2 separate regions of the Homo sapiens genome follow, and region 2 is linked to region 1. The links are chromatin contacts, found by Hi-C or POLR2A ChIA-PET in ENCODE. All regions are on one chromosome and are shown on one strand. The core of a region is the stretch at or near the end of the contact, and the rest is flanking DNA. Distances in the headings are between cores, read along the strand shown.

The links. A loop is a pair of places that touch in the nucleus more often than their neighbours do. ChIA-PET counts read pairs that join two places held with the same protein, here RNA polymerase II (POLR2A). Pooled maps may share reads with other maps.
Region 2: a pooled map shows a loop between it and region 1 (3-fold over the local background). The contact joins two enhancer-like sites. A Hi-C loop is called at or near these places in 3 of 168 maps with a recorded cell type or tissue (endothelial cell of umbilical vein, mammary epithelial cell and sigmoid colon), 1 of 37 single-sample maps with no recorded cell type and 4 of 50 pooled maps. POLR2A ChIA-PET finds 5 or more read pairs at or near these places in 1 of 52 experiments (activated T-cell).

Annotation. Positions count from the first base shown.
Region 1 is chr4:168,582,888-168,588,493 of GRCh38, reverse strand. The region is part of intron 2 of PALLD (palladin, cytoskeletal associated protein); the gene reads right to left. All of the region lies in intron 1 of LOC124900807 (a long non-coding RNA gene), which reads left to right. Among named protein-coding and RNA genes, the nearest start is that of PALLD-AS1, 63 kb to the left of the region's middle. Within about 2 kb of position 2,778, at least 6 of the 41 ENCODE cell types and tissues checked have a DNase peak (open chromatin) inside an H3K27ac peak, as active enhancers do.
Region 2 is chr4:168,859,256-168,864,117 of GRCh38, reverse strand. All of the region lies in intron 10 of PALLD (palladin, cytoskeletal associated protein), which reads right to left. LOC102723331 (a long non-coding RNA gene) reads left to right here. Exons shown (of 2, transcript XR_007058358.1): 2 at 145-4,862. Among named protein-coding and RNA genes, the nearest start is that of CBR4, 150 kb to the left of the region's middle. Within about 2 kb of position 3,546, at least 2 of the 41 ENCODE cell types and tissues checked have a DNase peak (open chromatin) inside an H3K27ac peak, as active enhancers do.

The DNA.
Region 1 (5,606 bases), core at 1,529-4,028:
GGAGGCGGAGGATGAAGTGAGGTGAGCACGCCACTGCACTCCAGCCTGGGTGACAGAGTGAGACTCTGTCTCAAAAAAAAAATAAAAAGTATCTGAAACTATTTCCATTTCTCTCTCAAAATCTGCAGACAACCATCTGAGGGTGACTAGGTGAATAAATCTTCTTTAAGGTGCTCCTCTCTTTCCCAACCCCACATTTCTTCAACATTTGAAAATTCTCACAATAATGGGCCAGTTTCATAGCTCAGGGTGTTTGGCTCCAGGAATTTTTTACAAATCCATCCTCCCAGGGCTCACAGTGATCCTGGTAGGAAACTGGGAATGGGGTCAAGGGAGAAGAAAAGCAGAGCAGTGGCTCTCAATCTCACAAACTGCTGAGAGGAATGGGCACTCCGCAGACATTCCCAGGCCCCATCGAGACTGACCCAGATCCAAGAGCGCCAGTTAGCACCAGATTTGACTTCAGAATGACTCAACGGAGTTTCTGCCTCAAGGGGTTTAGCCCTGGAGAAAGGCACCAGGAGACTCCCTTCTTGTGACACGCCTCGCAGTCTCATCTCCTGTCCACTTCCCCTCCTGCTTGCAGCCTTACCTTCCCACTTGAATCTCCCCTGCACCCCCCTGAAGAGCGCTCCACTGTATTTTAATGAATCATCTGAGTGCTGTTAGGCCAAGTGGTGACTCAGTTTTTTGGCTATTGGGGATGGCAGGAGAGTTCTCTTAACTCAGTTTTGTGGATTTCTGTATGGTGGAAAATGGGAGGAGGTGGTGAAATCCTTAGTCTTAGTAGCACTGGTTAGGGAATTGCTACAGCAGGGGAGAGGTAGAATAGGGAAAAAAGCAGCTGGCCAGGGATAACCTTAGCCATGCACAAGGCAAGCTGAGGTTTGAGAAAAAACGGAAAAGTTGGGAGATGCTGGCACAGCTGTCCTTCATAACCGCCTTCACATCCGCTCTCCCTAGCACTGAAGCCTCCCTGCGCTTTGGAGTCCCTGGCAGAGACTGGTTTGGGCAGTCTTTCCAGTGAAATCTGGTGAGCTGTCTGCTGCTTTAGCCAAGGAGTCCTGCTACTGAATGACATAAACAGTTCCCTTTCTTCAAGGGTGAAAGTATATTGGTGTGTTCTAGCAAACCAAGCAAAACGTGAAAAATATTTCAATTTTTAGGTGGCATTTGGTCAAGTGATTGCCTATGTGGTCTTCAAAGAATGTCTCCACTGGGGATTGACTATCATGATGCCAGAATTTTCCAAATCCCTAGACTCTTGAAGATCTTTCTAGCTGCTATCATTTGAAAGCTTAGCAGATTGTTGTTTATATCTACACACCCGCATTCTTCAACATCAGCACTGCAGGCATTTTGGGCTGGAGAATTCTTTGTCGTCGGGGGGTGTCCAGGGCACTGTGGGATGTTTAGCAGCTTCTCTGGCTTCTACTCTCTAGTACACCCCTCTCCCAGTGGTGACAACCGAAATGTCTCTAGGCATTGACAAATGTCTTCTGAGCAGAAGCGCAGCTCTGCAAAGAGACTGTCTAGGATACTAGACTTTTCCTTTTTACTCACTCTCTTATCGCATGGTACCCCTAGCTATGTCTCCTTGCCCTGAGGGAACGTTCGATTTTTTTTTAAGGAAATTCAGGAGAAAATATTTTTTAATTCCACAAAAGAATTAATGCAGAATTGAGAGACTGAACTGATGATGATTTGGTATATAAGGGTTTGAAAGACCTCTAATGTTTAAATTAGGCTTGTTCCATGGATGTCCAGAGTGCCCTGGAAAGCATGACCCATTTGAACCCAGGAAGCAATCAGCTCTGCCACCAGGAGCACTGGGCAGCCATATGATCAGAAACTGGGTTTACAGTTCAAACCCAGTACTGGGTTCTAATCCATACTTGCACAATGATTCAGCTTACGTTTTAGCTTGGCAGTTCTAGAAATCTCTGGCTATCTCAGTTTTACCAGTTCTAAAGTAAAGAGAGGGATTCGCTCCTCCTCTCCCTCCCACAATTCCCAAATTAGTGATCAACGACAGCAAAACGAATTGGGTCCAGCATGTAGACAGTGGTGAATTCTGGACTTTGCTGGGCAAGGGAATCTCAAGTTGAGGCTCAATTGTGAGGTGTAACAAGGTGTGTAAAAAAAAACGTTCTCTATATTCTTAAGAAGGGAGTTGCTACATAAATTTGGGGCATATCTAATTCCTAATGGTTTACCAGGAGTTTGGGAATACTGGAATCAAGGGGTGAAGAGTCTCAGCTTTTCTTTTTTGTGGGGCCGGAAGTAGTAGCTTGATAGGCACTGCTTAGAAAGCCTTTTTTTTTTTTTTTTTTTTTTTTTAGGTCTCTTGAGGACCTGGAGAAGCGATGTAGTATACTAAAGATATCTTAAAGTGCTCAAACACTCTGGCTAAATAAAAATTTCTCAAGACATTTCTTTCCAACTCGAACAAAATTACCAAAATATGAGGACATTGGTAACATTTAAACAGCAACCTTAATAGACCTATAATAGTAAACAATACGACTGTATTTGGTTTGAGGGAAAGAAGTTTATCTAGCTAATGCTATTTTCCTGACATTCTACCAATGCAAAGGACCCTGGATCCAATACTTTAATATGTCATTGTGTGGAAATCTCAGCTCTGGCCTCTTAAGAGTACTAAGAAGATTCCCCAAGCTAACTCTGACATTGTTTGGGAAACTTGGCTCCTAAGAGCAGGCGTGGGCTGCTTGGTTCCACCCTGGGCTGGGGAGCTTTTCAACTGGTATTGTGTCCACAGGCTCCCTCAGCTGGTGTCTCCGAAAACGACAGGCTGCTCCTCATACTGTCCTGAGCGCTCAGAATTAAACTGATGGGGCCAGGGGCACACTCAGTGCCTGCGCTGGGGACTGGATCCCAGGCCCCCCTCTGTTTTCTCTTCTATCTAAGAGTGCCTTCGTGCATAGACATGACAGCATTGATGAGCTGTGGGATGGCTGCAATCCCTACTTCATAAAAAGATGTGGGTCAGTAGAGAGAGGTGGGAGGAGAGGCATAAGGCTGGTTGCAAATCTCTTTTCTGTGACCTGCCAGTATAATTGAAGCTACATTGTTAGTTACACCTCATCTATGAAATGGGTTACACCTCATCTATGAAATGGGTTAATCATTTCCTCTCCTACACGGACACACACACACACACACACACACTCACACTCATATATTCTCATGGTCACACACACACACTACTCATAAGGATGTTGTGAGAATTAAACAAGATAATGGTTATAAAACCACTTGATAAACTGCAATATGTCATAAAATTTTGAAACTATTGTTTTTGTTGTACATCATGAGCAGTATGTCCTGTGTTCCTACATCTTTTAGAGACCATTCAATACATTTGGAATCTATTACCAAATAGAAATAGTTTCCAAAACAAACATATCTATCTTCTTGTCAGTTAGAATTAGTCAAATTTTTATCATAAATAACTATTATTATATAAACCAGTTATATGGGAACTGGTGTAAAATAGCCAAGAAAGGGGGGAACTCTACTAGACATTCCAAATAAATGTGTAGTTTCTTCATGTGTGTGTGCATGGGTACTTTGTTGAGGGAATATTTTGCTCACCATTGGCCTAGAATAAATGTTTGTTAAATGAATGAAAGAAAATATACATTATATAATGACTTTCCATCAAACAGTCCCCCTCAAGTTTATCCATATTCTCAGCCATGGCAGGATTTTCCATCACACATGGTCCACATTTGAATGTTCATATTCAGAAACACGGCTGGGTGAAACTAAAGTTTACTCATTTTTGGATGGCAGAAACAAACCACAGATTGAAATAGAAGACATTGTAAGCAATGTGTCTGACATACTTGGTGACTAAGATAGAAAACAATTCCTTAGATGCCTTAAAAGTGACATTTATTTTATATATCCAACTTTTCATGAAGGCAATCACACAAATTAAGATTGTTAACACATACTCTAATGAAGGATTAAGTAGAAATTTAAATGGAAAGATGACAAAATCCAAAATAACAATTTTTGGTTGAGATCCAAGAAAGATGACTTATGAACACATTTCTTTGTTTAATGCCAGACCCAGTAAAAGTACCATCTTGGTTATCTGGCATCTGTTCCATGCCTATTGGCATTCTTAACGCACACTGTAATGATACAGTGGTTCAGCAGAGGGATGCTTACACTTTGTTGAAATCTGAATATATTAATTTTAATTGCTTTAAATTAAAACTGAAGACGAGGTAAAAAAAAAAAAAACCTGATGGTCTTAGAGTACTATATAAGCTGGTGCTAGATTTTACCTGATGTCTATACATAATGATTTCCAATTATGCAAAGCCACATTGGAATGGGACAAAATAAAAGTGGGATAGGGATAGAATCTGATATTTATTTGGTTCCTTCTTTGTGTTAGACACTTTATGTGCCATTTCATTAGCTTCATATGCACCCACGCACAGAGTTTCATGCTCCTTATTTCAGAGATGAGAAATTTTGGGCTCAGAAAATTTAATTGCATGTACTAGAACTGGTAGAGAAAAAATGGAAACTATGCCTTTCTTGGTGGTGGGGAATACCACCACCTCAGTTTGGATTGGAAGGTTGGAAGAAAGAAAAGATATCGAAGGAAAGTAGACCTGAGAACTAGGCTTGGTAAACAGACAAGGTCCCATTGGCCACCCAGCAGAGCAGAAGTATAGAGTAAAAGCACATTGGTAGGAAAAGAAAAATATTATCACAGATATCCCAAGGGCTGAGATGTGTAATATTTAGTCCATTAGTCCATTAGCCTTAAATGGAAAATAAATATTCTTTTCAAGTGAAGTAAATCTTGAGTCTCCCTCTTTATCCAACTCCATCAAACTGATTGGTGCACTGGAAATATTTCCAGAGGAACCCAGACTAGGAAATAAGTCTGGTGCATGAAGATGACGGTCTATGTAATCTAGAACCTTTCTACTCCAAGTGTGATATGCAGACCAGCAGTATCAGTACTCCCTGGGAGCTCTTTGTGATTGTGGAATCTCAGTCTCCAGCCCAGACCTGCTGAATCGAAATGTGCTTGGAAAACTCCTCAGGTGATTCGTATGCACATTAATGTTTGAGAAGCACTGATCTAGAATAAAATTTTTTAGTTTCAGCATCATCTATTCACTTTCACATACTTTTTAGATAATTATAAAGGATATTTCACTTTATTCATCCATACCATACACATAGCAAAATATTGTAGGAACAATATCTTAGATTTCACTGTTTCTCATCCTCCTAACTTTTCCTAATAAAACAAAAAGAAATGTCTCTGTATTTATTTTAGTTTTGTACATATTCTACTTGGTCTTTTCTCTTGTTCCTAAAGACTATATGATAAGTACATTAGGGCTGAAATATATAGAAGAGAGTTAAAGTCCTATCAGGGAGGGAAAATGAGAAAGTACGCTGCTAATAATGAGTATGCTGTTTACTCTTTTATTATCAACTCTAATAATTTCTTTGTCCCAGTACTTCCTGGCTTTCAATGAACAGTAAAGTACTGGAACCAAGGAATTTGTTCAATTAAGAGTGCAAAGCCTTTCATTTATCAG
Region 2 (4,862 bases), core at 2,297-4,796, 270 kb before region 1:
TACATGTATATGACTATAGTGGTATCAGCAATCATGTATATTTTCAAGCTTAAATATGATGAAATTGTTAAAGGACTATAGTCCTAATTAAAACTAATACAGAATATACTTAATCACACTTCTGTTCCTAACTTGTCCTTTTAGGCATGATCTTATCTCTTGATTGTGGCCACCCGTAAAGAAAAGCGTATCTCTAATCTCAGAAGCACAAGGAGTTCATACCAGGAAACCAAGATTAGTAAGTATTTTTGTGGTGAATACCTTTTGAATAAGACAGGATTAATGTAACAGTTAAAAGTATAGAAATATAAAAGTTACGAACTTACTGGTGATTTTTTTCTTTGGTGTGGACATTTGTTGATCTTTAAAATATATCACAGGAGTAAATAAAAGATCTATAGAATTTACAAAAATGTCAAAATGAACCAGAAGACAATAAAGTCACTCAAGATATATGTTAATGACCTCATAGAGGAAACTTTTTTTTTCCTTTCAGGAACATCATGCTATCGTCTTTCAAAATTACTATGTAGGATCAGTGGAACACTAGACACTGACAGAGTGGGCCCTGCATCCTTCACTGCTTCCTCATGGAGGGATTTCCAGGACAGGGGCCCTCTTTGCCTGTCTCCGCCCTTGGTGGCGAATATGGGTGGGGGATGGATCTGGGCATGCTCACATCAGCCCCTCCCTTGCTCTTCTCTCTTTGGATCTTGCTTGCAGTGAGAGGGCTTTTTCTTCCTGTTTTTTGGAGGGTGAGATCTGCGCGGAGCTGTTCAATGCTGCCTGGACTGGGTATTAGTATGCTTAGCTCAAGGTGAAGTATAAGCCAACTCATGAGGCCCAGCAGTGCATCCCCTTTCTTCTCTGAGTTCTCCCCAGTACAAATCTGGTGCTTGGATCTCTTTCTGACTCCTCAGTTTATCTGTCAAATGGTTCCAAACTTGAGTAGGGTGAGAGGATCATCCCCCGTCAAATGTACATTATTCATACACTGTAATGGCGTAAAAGAACCCTAGACACATGGACTCCCTTGCTAATAAGTGCACCTTCAAAGCGATAGTCATTATTTAGCATTTATCGGAAGAGGCTGGCCCCAGCTCTGGTGAAGGGCAGAGAAGGTGTGGGTGGCCTCACGTGTTCTCAATGTCACAAAATGATAGCATTAAACAGACCCACTCCCTCATGGAAGGCAATTTGACGACCTTCTATTGATATTGCAACATGTGTCTCTGGCAGCAGATCTCAATCCTTATGTAAGGGATATGGGAAGACTTCCTCCACTTCATGTATATGCTTTCCCTAAGCAGATCTGGCAGATGCAAATTTATCCATATCTTTTCATTTCCATTGAAGTTTTAGTATCCACATCCCCTCCTGAAGACAGAAAACTTGTCTTTGTAACCCTTTTTATTTCAGCTGATCTAAATAATTAGTTCAGATTTACCCTGACAAATGGCTTTTACCATTTTTAGTTTCTTACCCTGTAACAAAATACTGCCATCAAGTTTTGATTATGAAAATGGCTGAAGGCAAGGGACCATATGAGAGAGCGCAATCAACAACATAGTCTTTTTGCCCAACAGAATTGGACATTTTTGGCTTAGAGAATTAAAGCACAATGACTGTTCCTGAAAATCAGTACAGTAGTCATAATAAAACTTTTTTCTTGGCTGGGCACAGTGTTGCATGCCTGTAATCTCAGCACTTTGGGAGGTTGAGGTGGGAGGATCACTTGAGCCCAGATCTTGAGACCAGCCTAGGCAACACAGTGAAACCTCGTCTATGCTAAAATAAAAAAAAAAATTAGCCAGGTGTGATGGTGTGAGTCTGTAGTCCCAGCTACTTGCTTGAGCCCAGGAGAACAAGGCTGCAGGGAGCCATGATCATGCCACTACACTCCAGACTGGATGACAGAACAAGATCCTGTCTCAAAACAAAGCAAACAAAACAACTTTTTCTTTTTAAAATTGAACTACTTATTATAACTGCAGACATTTCTATACAATATTTCTTTTTAATCTCTTGAAATTAAATCCTATTTTTTAAAGAATACACATGATTAAATACAAACAAAAAACCCCTCCAAACCCTATTGGATTTCCAACCTCAGCTCACAACTGATACCTTATACAAAAGTTAACTAATATCAGTCTTCAACAGGCCAGGGATGGTGGCTCATGCCTGTAATCCCAGCACTTTGGGAGGCCGAAGGGGGAGGATCACTTGAGTCCAGAAGGTTGAGACCAGCATTGGCAACAAAGTGAGACCCTGTCTCTACAGAAAACTAAAAAATTAGCTGGGCATGGTGATGCATGCCTGTAGTCCCAGCTACTCGGGAGGCTGAGATGGGAGGATCAACTGGGCTCAGGAGGTCATGATCTTGCAGCCACAACACTCTAGCCTGGGGGACAGAGCGAGACCCCATCTCTAAAAAAATAAAAAAAAATTAAAAAAAATCTTCAACATAAATGTGAATCTAAAACTATAACATTTCAAGAAGGAATCATAGGAGAAAATCTTTGTGACCATAAGTTAGGTAAAGATTTCTTAGATAAGACAACAAAAGGGTGATCCATAAGAGAAAAAAAATTGATGAACTGGGACTTCATCAAAATTAAAAACCTCTGCTCTTCAAAATGCAAAAGATATAAAGAGAACACTGAAAGTACATCTTCATCTCTTACTTTTTCTTCCCAGTCCAATTTCCCTCTCCAGCATCAACCAAATACTGTTACCATTTCTCAAGTTCCCTCCTAAGCCAGCCCATACATAATAAGCATATAGATATAAGCTGTATGGTGGTTCTAATGCTTTTTTACTTAGTTTTTTTTTTTTAATTCCATATTCAATAGATTTATTCGATTATTCAGTGTAGTCCTACACTCCCAAAAGCATTCACTGGTCATCCATGTAGCCGAGGCAAAATTCTTTGCAAGTAATTAGTTTTGAAGTTTACTTAAGCAAATATGGAAACAAAACATTAAAATTTTTAATTCGTTTGCCTTGGCTAAAACAAACAAAAAATATTTCCTAAGTTATCAGCTCACTGTGTATTATTTAGGCCATACTTCATATTTTAGCTATGTCAGCTGTGGTATCCTGGGGGAAAGATGTTGTCATGTGGGGCCTCACACCAAAATATTATTTGAAGTACATAGAAACCAGCTTCTTCAATTTCTTCCATTTCTTTGGGCATTGTGTTTTCAAATAATGAAATTCTCTCTTAAAGAAAAATGAGGATCTCTTTAGTCACGTTGAGGACTAGAGGAAGTATTTTCCTCAGGCTGAATTTTTTGTTTTTTGAGACTCTGTCATCCCAGACTGGAGTGCAGTGGCACGATCTCAGCTCACTGCAACCTCCGCCTCCTGGGTTCAAGTGATTCTTGTGCCTCAGCCTCCCAAATAACCGGGATTACAGACGTGCACCACCAGGCACAGATAATTTTTGTATTTTAGTAGAGACAGGGTTTCACCATGTTGGCCAGGCTGGCCTCAAACTCCTGACTTCAAGTGATCTGCCCACCTCGGCCTCCCAGAGTGCAGGATTACAGGCAGTAGCCACTGCGCCTGGCTCTCAGGCTGAATTAAAATCACCTTTCACACTCCACAGCACAACTTACTTCCCAGATGACTCACTCAACTATTGGAGTGAGCAAGAAGAGTACTCCCATCTCTCTTTTACTATCTTGTTTTATTTACTTCACAGCATTTATTACTGAAATGACTACACTGATGTATTTCTTTTTAGACTTTCTGCCTCTGCCCCGACTCCAGACCTGGGAGTCCGAGGGGGCTTCTGTCCAGCTGTGCATGGCTGTGGTTGAGGGTCTGGTGTCAACAGATCCTTCTCCACCATATCAACTCCATTTCTACCACTGGGATTGGCCCTTATTACTGTTACCTGGTTTGTACACTCAGCAGCAGTTTTCAGACGCGAAAAGATAAGAGATGAGCATTTAGAGTAATTATCATCAATTCTGCAGCACTGTTTCGGGTGTAAAGGTTGTGTGTTCACCCGATTTCACATCCTCCAGACCTGCACTGTCCCACTATGGTAGCCATTAGCCACATGTAGCTATTAAGTGCTTGAACAGTGGTTAGTCAGAATTGAGACGTGTTGTAAGTGTCAAGTACACAGCAGATTTAAAAAATTTAGTTTAAAAAGATATTGGAAAATGATCTTATGACAATTTTTATATTATTTACATGTTAAAATAATATTTTGAATATATTGGGTTAAACAACATGTACTATTAAAATTAATTTCTTTTTCCTTTTTAATGTGACTACTAGAAAACAAACTGCATATGTGGTCTTCATTGTGGTGGTTCACATTCTGTTTCTACTGTACAGTGCTCCTTGAGGCCTAGTTCTAAAAGTTCCCTCACTTCTCACAAGGGTTACTGTCTGTTTGTCCTACTAGAGGTTCGCCAGATGCTCTACTGAACAGGAATTATACAGCAGAGCCTCAGAATCTAAGGACTTGGTCTCTGAGGGACCGATATTTGGGGTAGTGGTGATAGATTTGTCCATGATAGTGGCAAAAAGTTGTCCTCCAATTTTTTACAAGTTTCCTATTTGCTGACTTCCCATCAAGTAATATTAGAAATGATTCTAAGCTTGCATTTCTCAAGCCTTTCCACTCTTCTAAGACATCCACACATGGTCAGCATGTCTGGGGCACCGTCGGTGCTACCCATTGACAGATGAGAGCCCTCCATCTCCAGCAGAGCCTTCTCCTTCAGGCAGTGAGAGAAGACTCCGCTTCCATAGACAGGATCATCCTGTTCAGATCAACTACAAGGCCACAGTTGTAAAGGAGTCAGTCCTGCCAGCAGCTGTGAGCATGGATAACTATC